Regions from separate parts of the Homo sapiens genome. Here region 1 is linked to region 2. The links are chromatin loops, found by intact Hi-C in ENCODE. Cell type or tissue: CD4-positive, alpha-beta T cell. All regions are shown on one strand.

Region 1 (8,000 bases), 240 kb before region 2:
TCTTTATAAGGTGATAATTTCATCTCCTTTGGGTATATACCCAGAAGAGGGATTACTGGGTCATACAGTAGTTCTACTTTTAATTTCTTTAGGAACCTATATACTGTTTTCCATCATAGCCCATACCAATCTACATCCCCACTGACAGTGTACTAGGGTTCCCTTTTCTCCACACCCTTGCCGACATTTATTATCTATTGACAAGCTCTGTTTTGATTAGCAAAATAAGGTCTGGGTGAGTCAGGCACCACGGGAATTAGAGCATCAATGTCACCCACATTTCCCTCCTTATTTCTATCCTTTTTCCCTCCTGCTTTAAACAATTCTCTGACACCGTTGTTCAAAAAAAATCATGAAAAAACACCCAAAGTCTTCCATTATTTAATTAAATTGGAGATCTCAGAATGGTCTGGATTAATTTAACTGCAGCCTAGTTAATTGCTAGATGGATTGGTGATAGCCATAGCCTCATTACATTTCCTTTGCTTTAGGATAAGTGCAAGAAGGCTGCTTCCAGCTCCAAAGCACCTAAGAATGGAGGTAAAGCGAAGGATTCAGCAAAGGTAAATGGAGCAGTAAATATACTACAAATTAGTTTAGCAGTTACACAGAGTAGGGTTTATCATTTCAGTCATTTAGTTTCCTACTGGAATCTATTTAGAATAAAATTTCTTAAAGTACTATCTATCCCATAGCATCGCTTGGTAAAGTAATTGAATTTGTATAAATACATATATTTTTAAGTAACTGGTGCTTTAAAATCCTAAATGAATGTTCTTGACACAACCCAATTTGCCTGTGTTTTGCCTGTCTTTCTTGCCCTAATTAAAATACCACCATAGTATGTGGTTTATATAGATTTTAGAACATGGAAGTTGGAAACTTCCTATTATTAAAATTACTCAAGCTGTGATGAGAAATGAAAATTGGATTAGACAACTTCTAGGTCCCTTCCAATTCCAAGAACATATGATTTAAATGATTATTACTATGATCCCCTGGCTATAAGGAGGAGTTAAAGGTGTAGCTTTAAAGACAATAGTCCAGTTACACCAAAGCTTTTAAAACAATATATTAAAATCTTCCTGTAGTAGATTCCCTTAAGGGATATAGGAAACAGCATTGATAATTGGCAGTTATGCCATTATATCTCAGTTTAAATACTTATTTGCCTATTATTTAATTTCAGTTATACGAAGTACTTAATCAGCCCTTTAACAAATAATAGAAAGCATAATAACCCTTTATGATGAGTGGATTTACTGGACAGCCATGACCCTATGTACAGGAAAGGAAGGATCACCACAGAATGAAACATTGCCATTTAAGAACACCTATGCATATTTTATAACCTACCCTAGCCTTAAAAAAATAAAGCTGAGAGTGATACATTTAGGATCAGGATCACTTAAGGTTATTTTTAGCTTATAAGCTTGAGGAGGAAGAACTCACAATATTGTGGCCAGATGAAGAAGAGAAACTGAAAGGACCATCTTATTTTTCCCCACTGACTGCCATCTTTTGTCCCCTAATTCTGAGAAGGCCATCTCCTCATACTTAATACAGAAAAGAAAGCTCACGGATGGTTTTGCTTTCCCTTTTAGACAACAGAGGAAACTTCCAAGCCAAAAGATGACTAAAGAAATACAAGTTAAGGTATCTGGTAAGTTGGGTGTTTATTTGTAAATGAAGACAACTGTATCTTCTGCCAATTTATGTGTTATAGATGAGAGAAGTGAAGTCCACCTCTTGAGTAATTCATGCTCACTTTACAGTATTGGCATGAAATGCATACTGCAAGATCTACAGAGTAATTGGTCATTCTCTGAAAGCACTAAATGGGATGAGTTTGCTATTGAAATGTTTAAAAACCTTAATCTTATAATTAAAAGCTTTTAAAAATATTAGGCCAGGCACTTAGAATGACCATCTGAGGCTAGTTGAATCTTTGAAATCCAAATGCTCATTACTGCAGGTTATTGTGGCAAAGCAAAATTAGCATGTTACAACTTAGCGAAATGTCCTGAAGACATTGGCATTCCCCAGAATACCAATACATGGTGGGGTGGGGAGAAGTACCCTTTAGAGTCTGGTGGAAATTACAGGGTTTTGGGAACAAGGGCAAAGGAAAAGATTGGCCATTTTTATTTGTCATTATTTTGGAAAGTAAAGTACTGTGTTTGATTCTAATTTATAATTGCTGAAGAAACTGGACAGATTGAAGGGATTTCTGAGATCTTCAGAACTGGGCCCTTATCTTAATCTTCAGAAAGGAGAGGGCTTAATGTAAGCCTTAAAAGCATACAAGCACTTACTGACCAAAGCCTAAAAGAAATCAAAGTATAGGTTAAATCGGGTTCAGCTCTCTCACCATGATCCATGTTTATTTCCTAGGAAAAAAGGAGCTATATTAGGTAGAACTGCTCTAACATTTTTCCCAAAATTAAAAAAAATTCTATTAATCCACTTTCATGTTTACTTATAGGAAATTCCTTCTGTCTGTTATACAATGCTTTTGCTAAGTGGTATATTTACTATGTCTGTAACAAGAAAATTACATATTAAATGATTCACTGCATTTTTTATTTGAAATTTTTAAGGTATCTGCATGTAAAATCTTCAGCTGGTGGATGGTGACTTTTGAAGAACAAAAGGCTTTGGCAACAGAAAACAATTGTTCTGGGTGATTTCTAGAATGGTTTTTGTTGAGTCTCTGAACATCCTAAATATTGGTTTGTTATTCTTTTCCAGAAAGAAAATGAATTTGACTGGTTCACCTGTGTACTGAGTATTGATAAACTTTGAATTTTTTTAATTGCCTTCAATTGGGAGAGAAAGCTTTATATTTGTAAGAAATATATTTGATAAAGTTTCTTAAAGCAACACCAAAAAAACAAAAGAAAAGCTAAGTGAATTTTTGCACATTCTACACACAGTGCCTGTAAATCTCATTTGTATTTTCAGTTTGCCCTTAATTTTTTTTGTTAGTGTTTAGAAAACAATGTTTTAAACATTCTTCAGTGTTCTGATTTCTTATTACCCCCTTTCCTCTTGGGCTTTTGAACTGTATTTGATGTTGCTTTGGGATAATGTTTATAAGTCAAACATAAGATATTGTACATTGGGCACATATCTCCTCTTGGGCTGCTAATAATAAATTAATAACAGGTAACCTGGACAAACCAGGAAGCACCAAACCCCTTTTCAGTTTGAACTCTTCTTTGCCAGGTGTGAGGACTTCTGCATCTTACAGTCAGCACAGAACACACTGAGACTTGAATCAAGTCAGCAACAGAGCAAAATAAAGGTTAGATAAGTCCTTGTGTAGCAAATTTCGAGCATAAGAAATAAAATCTAATTAATTCTTAGGGTACTCATCTGACTTGAACTCTGTTGGTTTACTGTGTTAGTAAACTGTGCTTTCTATTATCTATACATAAAACCTGAGCAGCAACTGTGTCTTTAGAGCTATTGCCACATTAGCCTTTGCACTGTATAGCGTCTGGCTTTATGGAACTTAAGTTTACCAAATATAAAAAGAAACTTCTGCTTTTAAAAAAATTATATATATATATTAAATTTGAAACCTGCATTTCTCCCACAGCAATGTAAGAAGTAGGCTCTGATGTCCTACCACTTTGAATGGTTTTCTAATATCTTAATGAATAGTTCCTGAACATTGCACTGATATCATCGATTAGAATTTTGATATTTAATTTCATCTTTATTTCCTGGTAGAGAATGCAGGAAAAGATGTCAGGTACATAACATAAAACAGATTGGGAATTTATTGTTTCCAAAGGGCATGGCCTTCCTTAGCATCAGTTTGAAGCTTTTGTTATGACTTAGCTGACTTGTGGCAGCGGGGCAAGCAAAAACAATAACACTGCTTATAAATGGCACCACATCTTGTTAACCTCCCCCCCAAATACTCTCTGAAAGTCATGCACATACCTATGGGATTTTACACACCACCAGCTTAAAATGCTATGTCTCTATCCATCAGAAATAGTCATTATTCTATTTTTAAGGCAGCAACAAGAAAAGAAAAAACACTTTTCCTGAGGGATTTCTAACCATGTATCTAATCCTCCCATTTGGGCAGTATAGGTGTTTGCTTTTTTGTTTTCTTTTTTTAAGAAAAACCTTGAAACCTTTGACACTGACAGATGTGTTTGCAAGGATACGGCTTCAGTATTACTAATTTCCATGTGTATCTGGAAGTATTTTTAAATGGCATACCAAAATCCAGAAGTTTAAAGATGCCTATAAAAGTAAACAACATTTATTTAAAAAGAACTCTGAATATGCCTTCTTTTTTAATTAGAAATATCTTCGAGACTTGGGTGTTTGTTAATAACTAATAACTGGAGTAAGCTACAGGATCTAAAGCAGCCCTTTTTACAGTCTAGTTAGGAGAGAGAAAATAATTGCAAATATCCACTTAGAGGCAAAGAACAATTTTTTATTATCAAAAAGGTTTCTGCACATTGTTGTGGCAATATTGTATCTGTTTAGAAAATGGGCTTTTCCAAAAGCAAACAAAGATAGGTTCCTCAGGTGACCAAAACTGAAAATCAATATTTCCATGTTTCATTAATCAAGGCATAAAATACAATTAAAGCAAAATATTTTACATTAAAATCTTGGTTGTGTATTTTTTTAAAAGAAGGGAAATAGTTTAGTTTGGGGTGGAAATTACCAGTGATTTCTATTTTTATTAAACCATTCACTACAACAAATAAGTATAAAAATTCCAATTCCACTTTTATACCTATTTATTTGTTGTAGTGAATGGTTTAATAAATGGCAGATTTATGTCCAGAAGTCACTCTATTTTGTCGTGTATTAGGGGAACACATTTTGACATTTTTCGTACCAATCATCAATCATATTCCCTTATCTTGAAGTTTTTGCCTTATATTCAAAAAGTTCAGTTTGAATTCTCCTTTGCCAGGTGTGAGGATTTCCGCACCTTAGAGTCAGCGCAAAACACGCTGCAACTTGAATCAAGTCAGCAACAGAGCACACTATGGGTTAGATAAGTCCCTGTGTAGCAAGTTTTCAGAATAAGAAATAAAATCTAATTCTTAGGGTATTAACTGACTTGACTTGAACTCCGTTGGTTTACCATGTTAGTAAACTGTGCTTTCTATTATTATCATCTATACATAAAACCTGAGCAGCAACTGTGTGCTGAAGCAACCGTGTGTGAAGTCTTCACAAAAGAAAGAAAGACTTCAAAGCCAAAGAATGTCCTATTTGCTAATATGAGCAAATATTTTGTTTCACAATGTACTATCATTTATTGGTGACTGCAATAATTTACTGTCAGTAAATGCCAATAACTAGTTAGTTAGAAATTGTAAAGTAGGCCAAATAAGAAGCAGAGAGAGAAAAAAAATCACCTCCCTAAGAAAAGGGTTTTCCTACAGACTTGAATGCACTCTGCTTTTTCAGAAGAGATACTGTACCAGTCAGGGAAATAGATGACACTCACTCAGAATTATCTGAGGAGGGTTCTATAAAAAGATTTTTTGCAAAAGTGCGAGCACATTATGTAGAAACCACAAGTCCGCCAGGACTAGTAAAAGCCAGACTCCCACTGAGGCCACTAATCCTGAAGGGATGAGGAGGGAGCAGTTACCAAAATCCAGAGGTGGAGAAGGCTGTGTGGAAAAGAGGGTCCCCTCTCGGAGCTAAGACCCTCAGGGGAGGCCAGCCCGAGGCATCCCGCAAGGGAATCAGGGAAGAACACCTCCACCTACTACCTCCTCCGACCCCAGCTCCAGCTCTCCGGCTCCCCACTGACCAACATCCAAAGGGCAAGAAAGCTTGATGACTTGGCCTTTACAAGTCAGCCCCTGGGCATGGAGCAAGGAAGAGGGATGGGCAGCGGGTCTGGAGGGGTGAGCCGGGAGAGCTTTAACCCAGTCATCGTCCGGCTTAGTCTCAGATCCAGGTGTTCATTGTTCAGTAGTCGACTATTCAGAGTCTTTCGAGGAGACTGATGAAACAGTTTATGAATGATAAACATGGGGTACAGGGTTTTGGACACGGGTGCTTAAGCATAAACTATAAAATGAGAAGAATAAGGTACTTTATTCTTCTGTGGCAGGGAACCCAACACTTGGGTTTACGTTGCAGGGCAACACCTGTGATGAACAAAACACATGGTAGCGATAGCCCATTCATGAAAAACTAACAGCTATTCTTTTCACAGGGATAGTCAAAAAATGAGTTGAAGGGAAAAAAGTATCTCCAGTTGGAGCCAAAACAGCCATCTCTAGTTTGAAAATACACTCAACAAAATGTTGGTGATTAGAGATAACAGGAACCTGGCAAGGGAGGAATTTTTACATACGTTCAAGCTTTTCACTTTGCAGCCACACTCTGATTTTATCAAAATTCTTATCCATCCAACCGATGTTTTCTTCAATGGTTTCAATTGTCTGTTGGACACAACGGAGCTGAGAACCATTTTCTTTCAAAGAGCTGAAGAATCCTTTTACCTTGTGAGGAAAAAGTGGGTTTTAAAAAATTAATTTTATCACATTAATCAGATGTAACTTTAGTTAAAACTGAAGCCAAAATTCCAGCATTTGTCAAAATTCTATATAGAAGGCAGTCCCAGCTGTCTGAATAGGATTATGTACACATAAGCTGTATGAAATGAGCTCATGCCTCATGATGTCAAGTTCTGTTTTTTGTCTGCAGTTCTTTTGTTTATTCTCAGTTGCCAGACTTTAAAAGACTTCACTGTTTACCATTTTATAATTAAGGTTTAATTGTGTCTATTTAATGTGTTATTCTGTTCTGTTCTCACAGATGCAAACTTCGTTTTTTAAAAACATGATATCTAAAAAGCAGAATGTGCAGAGTCTTTTCTTTGCCAAGCAAAACAGTTTCCACCACGTAAGTGCTGTCTTTCTCCATGGGCCTGGCCTTGTATGTTATTATAGAAACACTGTGGGGAATGGGATTCTTAGCAAGTTATGGCGGTAAGACCCAAACCTTGCCATTTTTTTTATCCTAATCTACAATTCATGTATTGTTGTCTCAAGATAAAATCCACATAAAGTTCCCCATGATTTTAAAGAGATAAGAAACTCTTGGCTACCTCCTGAAAAATATGTTTGTTCTTGTTTCATTTGTGGGTATCTTAATTCACCCCTTGAGCTCACATGACAGATAGGCTGGCTTTGCCACAAGATTGACCATTGTGCGATTCTGTTTCACCTTAAAGGGTTATTATCCTTTTCCCATAAATTTTCACAGCATTAATCCATCAATTTTTGATTTGGTATTCAGGAAGCGAATGTAGACCATGATGTATTATTTATTCAGCATAGATTCCAGACAGCCAGTTCCTTAGAAATCCATGTCATAATACCATATTATTAGTTTGGGAATAAAGAGGGGAGTAGGAATGGGTTTTAGAAAGATCAGAATTCAATTTTAAATGATGCAGAGTTGTTTTAAAATTATATGTCAATACAGTGCAACTTTACAATGAGCAGAAGGCATGGCCTCCTGCTGTAGCAACCTGGAAAACACTTCACTCTCTACTTTAAGTTGTAGCTCAACCTACTGTTTCATACGCTCTCAGAATGCAAGATTAATTCACAGTCGATTAAAAATCACTGAGCACTACTCAACAAAGCACATCAATAATTTTACTAATTGTTCAAATCATTAATCCTAAAGGAGCTCATCATGATAGCTCCACTAAAAACAGACCTTCTACAACAGCGAAGCCAGCTGTTAACCATTACTCTTACCCTTGTCCTGACCCAAAATCATCTCTTCTGTCTTCACCTGCCTTGGAAATGCAACATCTCCACTGAATATTTGATTCAGACTTGGCTCTTTAAGAACAATTTCTGTGCAATAAGTAGCACAATACAGGGATAGGAAAACAGGTTTATCCTACTAACTTGATTTGAGCAAATGATTTAACTTCTATGGAAGCCAGTCTCCTCATTTGTAAAATGAAGAGC
Region 2 (8,000 bases):
TCAATTTAGGTACATCATGACTTTGTTGCTTACAATTCAAATTCATATATAATCTAGAAAAATAATTTGAATCCTGAGTTTAACCCACCTGCTTTAAAGAGACTGTTGTTCAAAAATTGCTTCTTAGTTATTGATACTAGATGTCTTAGGGGCTTTGGGCCTTAGAGGGTCTGCAAAGCTCTGACACTAGGTTCTAGATTTTATAGATAACTTCATATATTTTCTGGGAAAGAAGGGCTGTGACCACTAAAGTAGTTTACCACTGTTTTCTAGAAAGACTTAAGGCAACTGACCTGTTCATATGTCACTCTTCTGCTGCCGCTGCTCCCTGGCACTCCCACAGTATTAGGTCCTAAGAGACTATCATTGTGGAGGTGGAGGGTAGGAGCATAAAGAGAAACCCAGACTCAGGTGCTTCACAGGATTGAGTAGCAGTGTTTCTGATTCTAGACTGTATATCATTATTCATATCTTGTAGATGTTAGTATTGTGATTTGAAAGAATACTTATACCTTCTTAGGGATTTTAACTTGATGAATTTAGGGATTTTAATGAATTCTTAGTTGGTTGATATATGTGCCACTTCTCAACCTAGTGCCTCCCTCACTCCCTTAGCTATCACTTAGCTCTGTTCCAGGTTACATTCCTTTTAGCAGTTGCTCATTTACCTAGATTAGAAGTGTAAACTCAACATTCATGTTTCTTTTTTATATTAACATTAAATGTAGTCTTTATAGATGGTAGGAAAAGAGGGAAGGGTACAGATAAATTAAAATGTAAAATTTTTTAAACCAATTTTTATTTTTAAGGAAAAAGTTTTATATATATATATATATATTTTGTAGGTCACAAACCAAACACTAGATGTAAAGAGAATGATGAAAACCTGGACCCTGCAGAAAGGATTTCCTTTAGTGACTGTTCAAAAGAAAGGAAAGGAACTTTTTATACAACAAGAGAGATTCTTTTTAAATATGAAGCCTGAAATTCAGCCTTCAGATACAAGGTACATGCCCTCTTTCTTTTCATGCCATCTCTTTTGCACTCTCAGGTGGAAATATTTTTAAGTGTTTTATAATCATAAGTTCTTGTGAAACCTAACAAGATTATCCCTTCCTAGGAATAGCTTAACCTTCCTACCAAATTAAAAAAAAAAAAAAATCATATGTAACTAATTTTCCAATGTTTTCTCTTTACAGCTACCTGTGGCATATTCCACTATCCTATGTCACTGAAGGAAGAAATTATTCAAAATATCAATCGGTATCATTACTGGATAAGAAATCAGGTTTGACTATAATGACAGTTCTGATTGGAAATGGCATAATTTTAAAAATCTGATCAGAGTGCATATATAAGATTACACTTTCCAGTGTGCACACTCTCTGAACTGGTTTTATGAGTTGCATATGCAAGATGTGACTAATGTGAGATTGATTCTGTATATCATGCACAAAACTGGCTTTTAGCCATGTGAAATAAGGTACAAAAATTTGCAGAGAATGTACTGGCATTCCTGAAAGAAAATAGCGAATGCCATGTTTTTATACCCAAGATTAATATTTTGTTACAAAATAAGAGGAGTTTCTTAAAGTATCCTCTGCTATCTACTGTCTAGGGTTGGGCTGAGGCAACTGCATTTTAACAAGATACACCCTAAATGATTTGTGTGTATAATTGAGGTTTATTCATGATTGGATTTAGAGTAAATAGTTATTGCAATATGCCCTGCAGACATAGTATATGTTTTGGGGAACAAGAAAATGGGGCATGAAACTATGATAGGAAGGGGGAGGGGAATAGTAAAATATAAACGTGGTGTATGCTGACCTACAATATAAAAAGCAATTGAAATGTAATTTTGGGCCATTTGTTAAATACCACTATGAATGTCACACCACATATCTTCCTTTTAATTTACATCCTAAAGAAACACAAGGCTCTTGGGTTCTGTAGGACCCGTTAGTGATGCTTTGGATTGAAGAAAAGGGAAAATTTCTCGTTTGAATTTGGATCTGGTGTCAAAGCCTATATTTTTGAGGGGTGAGTGTAGCTTAGTGGTAAGAGAATGAGACTTTAGAGACTGCCGGGTTCAATTCTTAGCAGTACCATTGATCACTTATATGATTTTAGGCGAGTTATGTGAGCCTCATTCCCTCAGCTGTACAAAAGAGATAGTAATTATACTTACTTTATGTAGTTGTGGTGAGGATTAAATGAGTTCATTTATATGAAGCACCTAGAACAATGCCTGGCACATATTATGTGCTGTATTAATGTTAACTATCATTAACGTTATTGAAAAAGTAAATCTTTAATATATCTATATTACATAAAACCTTGAAAATGGAGAGCAAATCTTATTACCCTATCAAAACTATTCTTATGATTATTTGTTTATAGTCATTTTTAATAAATATTTGTACTTAGTCAAAATCATTATGTATATATGATTTCTGTATCTTGCCTTTTTTAACTTAACATATATAGTAATTGACTTAACCTACTTGATTCACCATTTGTTGTTATAAAATATTGCCTTAATTAAATATTTCAAATCTTAAAGGTTTTTCCATTATATGAAATTTTTTAAGGAATGCTTTTCAAAAATGAAGACTGCAGTACCTTTTGTGATTTGGTACATATAACCAAATCGCCCTTTTTATTGTGTAGTTACAGTTGATAATGCCACCTGAAATACATGAATGTGCCAGTTTCATTGCAGTTTTACCATAGTGGAGTGTTAAAGCAGCAACAATCTAATTATTTAAAATCCTAGTGGTAGTTGGTAATGTCATCATATCTTTGATAGCATAGCTGGAAGTACAAGGAATTGCTACTGTCTTTGAGTAAACAAAACTCTAACTTTGAATGAGCCGTAAAAGGATAGTCTCTAACCCAAGAGAGAACAAATAACCCCATCTCCCTATATCCTGAAGCACAGCTAAAACATGGCTGGAGTATTTGCAAGAAACTAATAAGGAAATTTTGCAAACTTTCTGATAGTATATTAATTTTCAGTGCTATTAGAAATAATTGGGCAATAAGAAATCTGCTTTTATTATCTGTTTTTTGTTTCATTGGTTGATTTTTTTGTTTGTTTTTTCTTGTTTTTTTTTTTTTTTTTTTTTTTTTTTTTTTGAGTTGGAGTCTTGCTCTGTTGCCCAGGCTGGAGTGCAGTGACAATATCATAGCCCACTGCAGCCTCAAACCCCTGGGTTCAAGCAATCCTCCTGCCTCAGCCTGCCAAGAAGTTAGGACCACAGGCATGTATCACCATGCTTGGCTTAATTTTTGTATTTTTTGTAGAGACAGGGCCTCACTATGTTGCCCAGGCTGGTCTCAAACCCCTGGCCTCAAGTGATCCTCCTGCTTTGGCTTCCCAAAGTGTTGGGATTACAGGCATGAGCCACCGCACCTGGCTCCTCTTTACTCTTTTTTTTTTTTTTTTTTTTGAGACAGAGTCTCGCTCTGTTGCCCAGGTGAGAGTGCAGTGGCGCGATCTCAGCTCACTGCAAGCTCCGCCTCCCGGGTTCACGTCATTCTCCTGCCTCAGCCTCCTGAGTAGCTGGGACTACAGGCGCCTGCCACCATGCCCGGCTAATTTTTTATATTTTTAGTAGAGACGGGGTTTCACCATGGTCTCGATCTCCTGACCTCGTGATCCGCCCACCTCGGCCTCCCAAAGTGCTGGGATTACAAGCGTGAGCCACTGTGCCCACCCTCCTCTTTACTCTTTACCTGAGTTTATTCTGAGCTTGTTGAGCTCTTTTTGAGAGTTTAACCCCATAGACTAGCTCATATTTTACTGCTTTAGCCTTCTAGGCCCTTACCTGGCATTCTGTGCTTTTGCCGCACAAAAATTCTATCAGCAACTCAAACATGCCATACTGCCTCTTTAGGTCTTTGCATATGCTATTTTCTCTCCTTAAGGAACACCCTTGCCTCCTCACTCCCTCGGCCTACTCCTGTTTATTCTTCAGATCTTAGCTCAGCCATTGCTTGCTCCAGGAAACCTTTCCTTCCCTGAAGACAGTTTAGATGCCCTACTTAGGTTTTTTAATAACATTCTCTACTTCTCCACTCATAATATACTGTAAGTACTGTTCACTCATATCTATCCTCATATTAGGTATTTCCCCCATTGACGGTAGTGATCATGGCTATATGAATCACTGTAAATCACTTTTAGCACTTAGTAGGCACACAAAAACTTAATGAATTAGTAAATTTTAGTCCATAATGAAGTGACTCCAGTCTCACTATAAAAATTTCTAGGAAAAGAACATGCAAAGCCTGATAAAATGATGTTTTCTTTTTCTCTTCCTCTTCTTAGTAAAGAGGAATATACAAAATTCACTAGAATATAATTGATTTAATCTAGAGCTGGAACTGGGCCAATACATGATGAAAGTAGTGTCTGTTACTTCCTCTTCTCAACTGTGTTATTTCCCTTGCTGCTGCTGCTGCTATTTTAATTCCTGCCATTTCGGGTTTAGAGAGTCCACATGAAAACTTCTGTCCTTACGTTTGACCCTGAGGACAGCTGAGCCTTCTTGGTTCCTAATGCTCCAGTGAGAATTACTCTTAATTTAACTGCATTTTTATTTTTTCTATTCTCAAAAGAAAGGTAGCAGAGAGGGTGACTTCAGGCTTCTTTTATGCTGTAATACTTTAGTATAGTGTATTATTTTGATGCTTGATGGTTGGTTAAATCTTTAATATATTTTCTTTCTTTTTTTAAATATATTTTCATGTGTTCTAATTCAAGGGTTGTTGGGTTAGTTCATTAGTTCAGTTGTATATAAGAGTTATGTTTGGTCAATGTATTTGTCTCCTTTTCTCACATACATGAGTTTTGAACAATTAGTATTTATTGTGCACAAGAAATGCTGATGGGGCCATTTTTCCAGTTTACATATTGAGGAATTATATTTTTTAAAGTTTCCCTCTTCCCTTTCTTCCTCCCTCTCTCTCTCTCTTTCTTATCCACATTTTACTCAGACCTAAGATCTTTAACTATAGGAGATTTTCGTATTAAATCTAATGCAAAACATTCATGTTTCCAAATGGATATCACTATCAGAAATACTGCTGTGAAAGTTAAAGATATGTCATTGGAAGAAAAGGTAATTAGGATGAAAGAAGGAAGGGCATATAGTAATTAAAATATTTATCATGTGCCATTCTCTGCTCTTGCCTTTTTTTCCCCTAATAAAGGAGAAAGAAAGGGGTATTAGAGAAGGGAATGCTTTTGAACAGGAGTGATAAAGTTCAATAGCATGTATGATGCTAGCCCTCTGGAGCAAACTGTACAGGAAATTTTGTAACTTTGTAGTAAAAACGGGTTTTTTAGTTTCAGAACTTTAGTTTTTTTGTAAAACAGTAGTTGATTTTCGTAGCTCATTGACAAATGGTTTTTAAAAATCACTGTTAGATTACTTCATCTGGGCTTCTGCCATTTAATATTGCAGTTGCTCACTCTTTTTTGCTACTCAATAGACTGAAAATTGAAGTGTTAATCTGTTGATGACTATAGTAAATTAAAAACATATGAGGGTAGCTTCATCCACGTTTGAGCTGTAGGATGTAGTTACTTCCCTTGTGTGCAAAGCTATTATTTTTCAATACCTGTGGTTTTAAGGTCCACCATTCTGGATCATTCAGAAGAACTGAAAGAGACTAATGATGTTGATTCTTTAAATGATAACTCTGTCTGTCTTTGTGCTGTTGGCTGTACTGCTTTATGTTGTGTCATCTCGATGACAGTAATAATTTCAAGTATATTCCCAGCTGTGTCCCTCCTCTTTACCATCTGGACTTGGCTAGGTTTACAACATGGCAAGCTGCTTATCAACCAAGGTATTCCGTATGTATTTCAATGTTTTCTGCATCCATCTAGTGGAACAATTGTCATAGCCATCATTTCTTGTCTCCTTTTATGGGCAAGGGAGACTTGGGTCTCTGTAGCCCTTCTTTCTGGGGTTGTTTCTTTTCTTTACGTTTGTTTTTATTAGAGACAGGGTCCTGCTCTGTCACCCAGGCTAAGGTACAGTGGCATGATCATAGCTCACTGCAGCCTTGACCTAGTGATAGTTGACCTCAAGTGATACTCCTACCTCAGCCTCCTGAGTAGCTGGGACTACAGACATGTGTCACCATGCGGGCTAATTTTTATTTTTTGTAAAGATGATGTCTCACTATGTTGTCCAGGCTGCTCTCAAACTCCTGGGCTCAAGTGATCCTCCTGCCTTGGTCTCTCAGAGTGCTGGGATTACAGGTGTGAGCTGCCATGCCCAGCCCTAGGGTTCTTTCTTGATAAAAGCTCCATAGGATATAGTGTTTGGTGACCTGGAGAGTGTTGATATTTTTGGATTAGCTAATGATAAAGTTAATTTCCTTAGTCATAGGTTTGCTAAAAATGGCTTCAACTTGGAGCAGCCACTGCTGCCATCACAAGTATCCCTTAAAACTGCATTCTGCCCTTGAAAAAGGAATAAACCTTATTTAACTGATCTTTCCCATCTGTTGCTGTATCAGCAATATAACAGAAATAAGTACGGAATTTTTTTAGTAAGAAAGACTGCTTAGCTTATTATGTCCTGTTAAGACATGATCAGAATGTCTTTTTCATCTTAAACATCTTTTGCAGTATCGATATAATTGGAATAACAAAGATATTAAGGGCATCTGACACATTTGAATAATTCATGTTTTTGAAATTGATAAATCCTAAGGTTTCAGGTACTAATATATAATCTTTAGTACCTAAGCTAAGGCTTCAGGTACTAATATATAATCTTTAGGTTGAAAACATATTTATAAAGCATTTTATATAAAAAACCTTCACTACAGAATTATAATGATAGTGAACATTTTAAAACAGCCTAAATTGTTCAAAATAGATTGGATAAACTTGAAATGAAATATTATGAAGATATTTGAACACTGCTTATGAAGACAATGGAAAAATGTGCGGGGGGATCTGATAGGTGAAAAAGGATAAAATAAATGCATATAGATCTGCTGTATAAAATATTAAAAACAAGTATAAGACAAAAACTTGGCAAGAAGTACATTCCAAAATGCTATCATCGTCTGAGTTTAGATTATTCTTATCTCTACTCTTCTTTTTCTTACAATTAAAAATTTTTTTAAGTATTTGTTACTTTAAAAGGGGGTAAAAATTATATAATAAATATCTACAAACCTTTGTCTACACTTGATTTAAAACTATTTATTGTGACATAGTCATTATTTATTCATTCACTGACTAATTCAGCAGTATTTGTTGAGTACCTGCTAGGTCATTGTTATAGGGGCTGAGGCGTTAGCAGTAAGCAAAATAGTAAGCTTATGTAGCTTATATTCTATTAAATAATAGTAAACCTCAAGATGCTTAGAAGCATACCCCATTATAATTAAGTCTACATCCTTGTTGCCAACTTTAAAAGACATTTCTTCATTAGCAGTTTTAAGGATTTTAAAAATTCATACATATATTTTGTGGTCAGTTAACTCTCAGCGCTTCATTATTGGTACATTAGTTGACATAATTCCATGGAAATTTCTAACAGTTCTCTCAGCATTTATAGTAGAGACCCCAGAAGTGCCTATCCTTTCCTATTGTTTTAACCCAATTATTTCTTATTTGTCCCTTATGCAATCTTAAGCCTTCCCTAATGTTTATTTTGCTAGCTTTAAATAATGTGACTTTTCTAAATGGCTTTGTTTGTTCTTCCTTTGCTAACATGACAAAAGACAGAGGCCAAAATGGGACACATTTTACACAGTTCTCTCACTGTCTTCCCCTGCTGCCTCATCCTACACCTTTACTTTCTCCCTCCCTCTTTCCTCTAGCCATAATGAACTTGGGAGCCAGTTCAGTGCATGGATAACATGTATACTTTCTCTCTGGGCCTTGAGCACTTGGGTTCCCTACTATATCTTCTTCACTTGGCCAACACCTACATATTTTGAGGTCTCTTAGAAGAATGACA

What was found. Hi-C counts contacts between places; a loop is a spot of excess contacts. Peaks named below come from ENCODE experiments on the same cell type or tissue, not always from the same donor. Only the 100,000 strongest peaks of a DNase experiment are listed, where the experiment ranks them.
Region 1: a loop joins it to region 2, with 2.0 times the contacts of the local background. A loop is called at or near these places in 12 of 110 quality-filtered maps.

Annotation. Positions count from the first base shown.
Region 1 is chr5:96,770,040-96,778,039 of GRCh38, forward strand. It overlaps CAST (calpastatin), which reads left to right. Exons shown (of 32, transcript NM_001750.7): 30 at 492-563; 31 at 1,605-1,663; 32 at 2,601-4,644. The coding sequence ends at 1,640. It overlaps ERAP1 (endoplasmic reticulum aminopeptidase 1), which reads right to left. Exons shown (of 19, transcript NM_001040458.3): 19 at 4,445-6,512. The coding sequence ends at 6,357. Among named protein-coding and RNA genes, the nearest start is that of ERAP1, 34 kb to the right of the region's middle. In CD4-positive, alpha-beta T cell, no CTCF peak of the experiment used is centred here; no DNase peak of the experiment used is centred here.
Region 2 is chr5:97,005,228-97,013,227 of GRCh38, forward strand. It overlaps LNPEP (leucyl and cystinyl aminopeptidase), which reads left to right. Exons shown (of 18, transcript NM_005575.3): 10 at 846-1,006; 11 at 1,200-1,288. Among named protein-coding and RNA genes, the nearest start is that of LIX1-AS1, 64 kb to the right of the region's middle. In CD4-positive, alpha-beta T cell, no CTCF peak of the experiment used is centred here; a DNase peak (open chromatin) is centred at 4,414.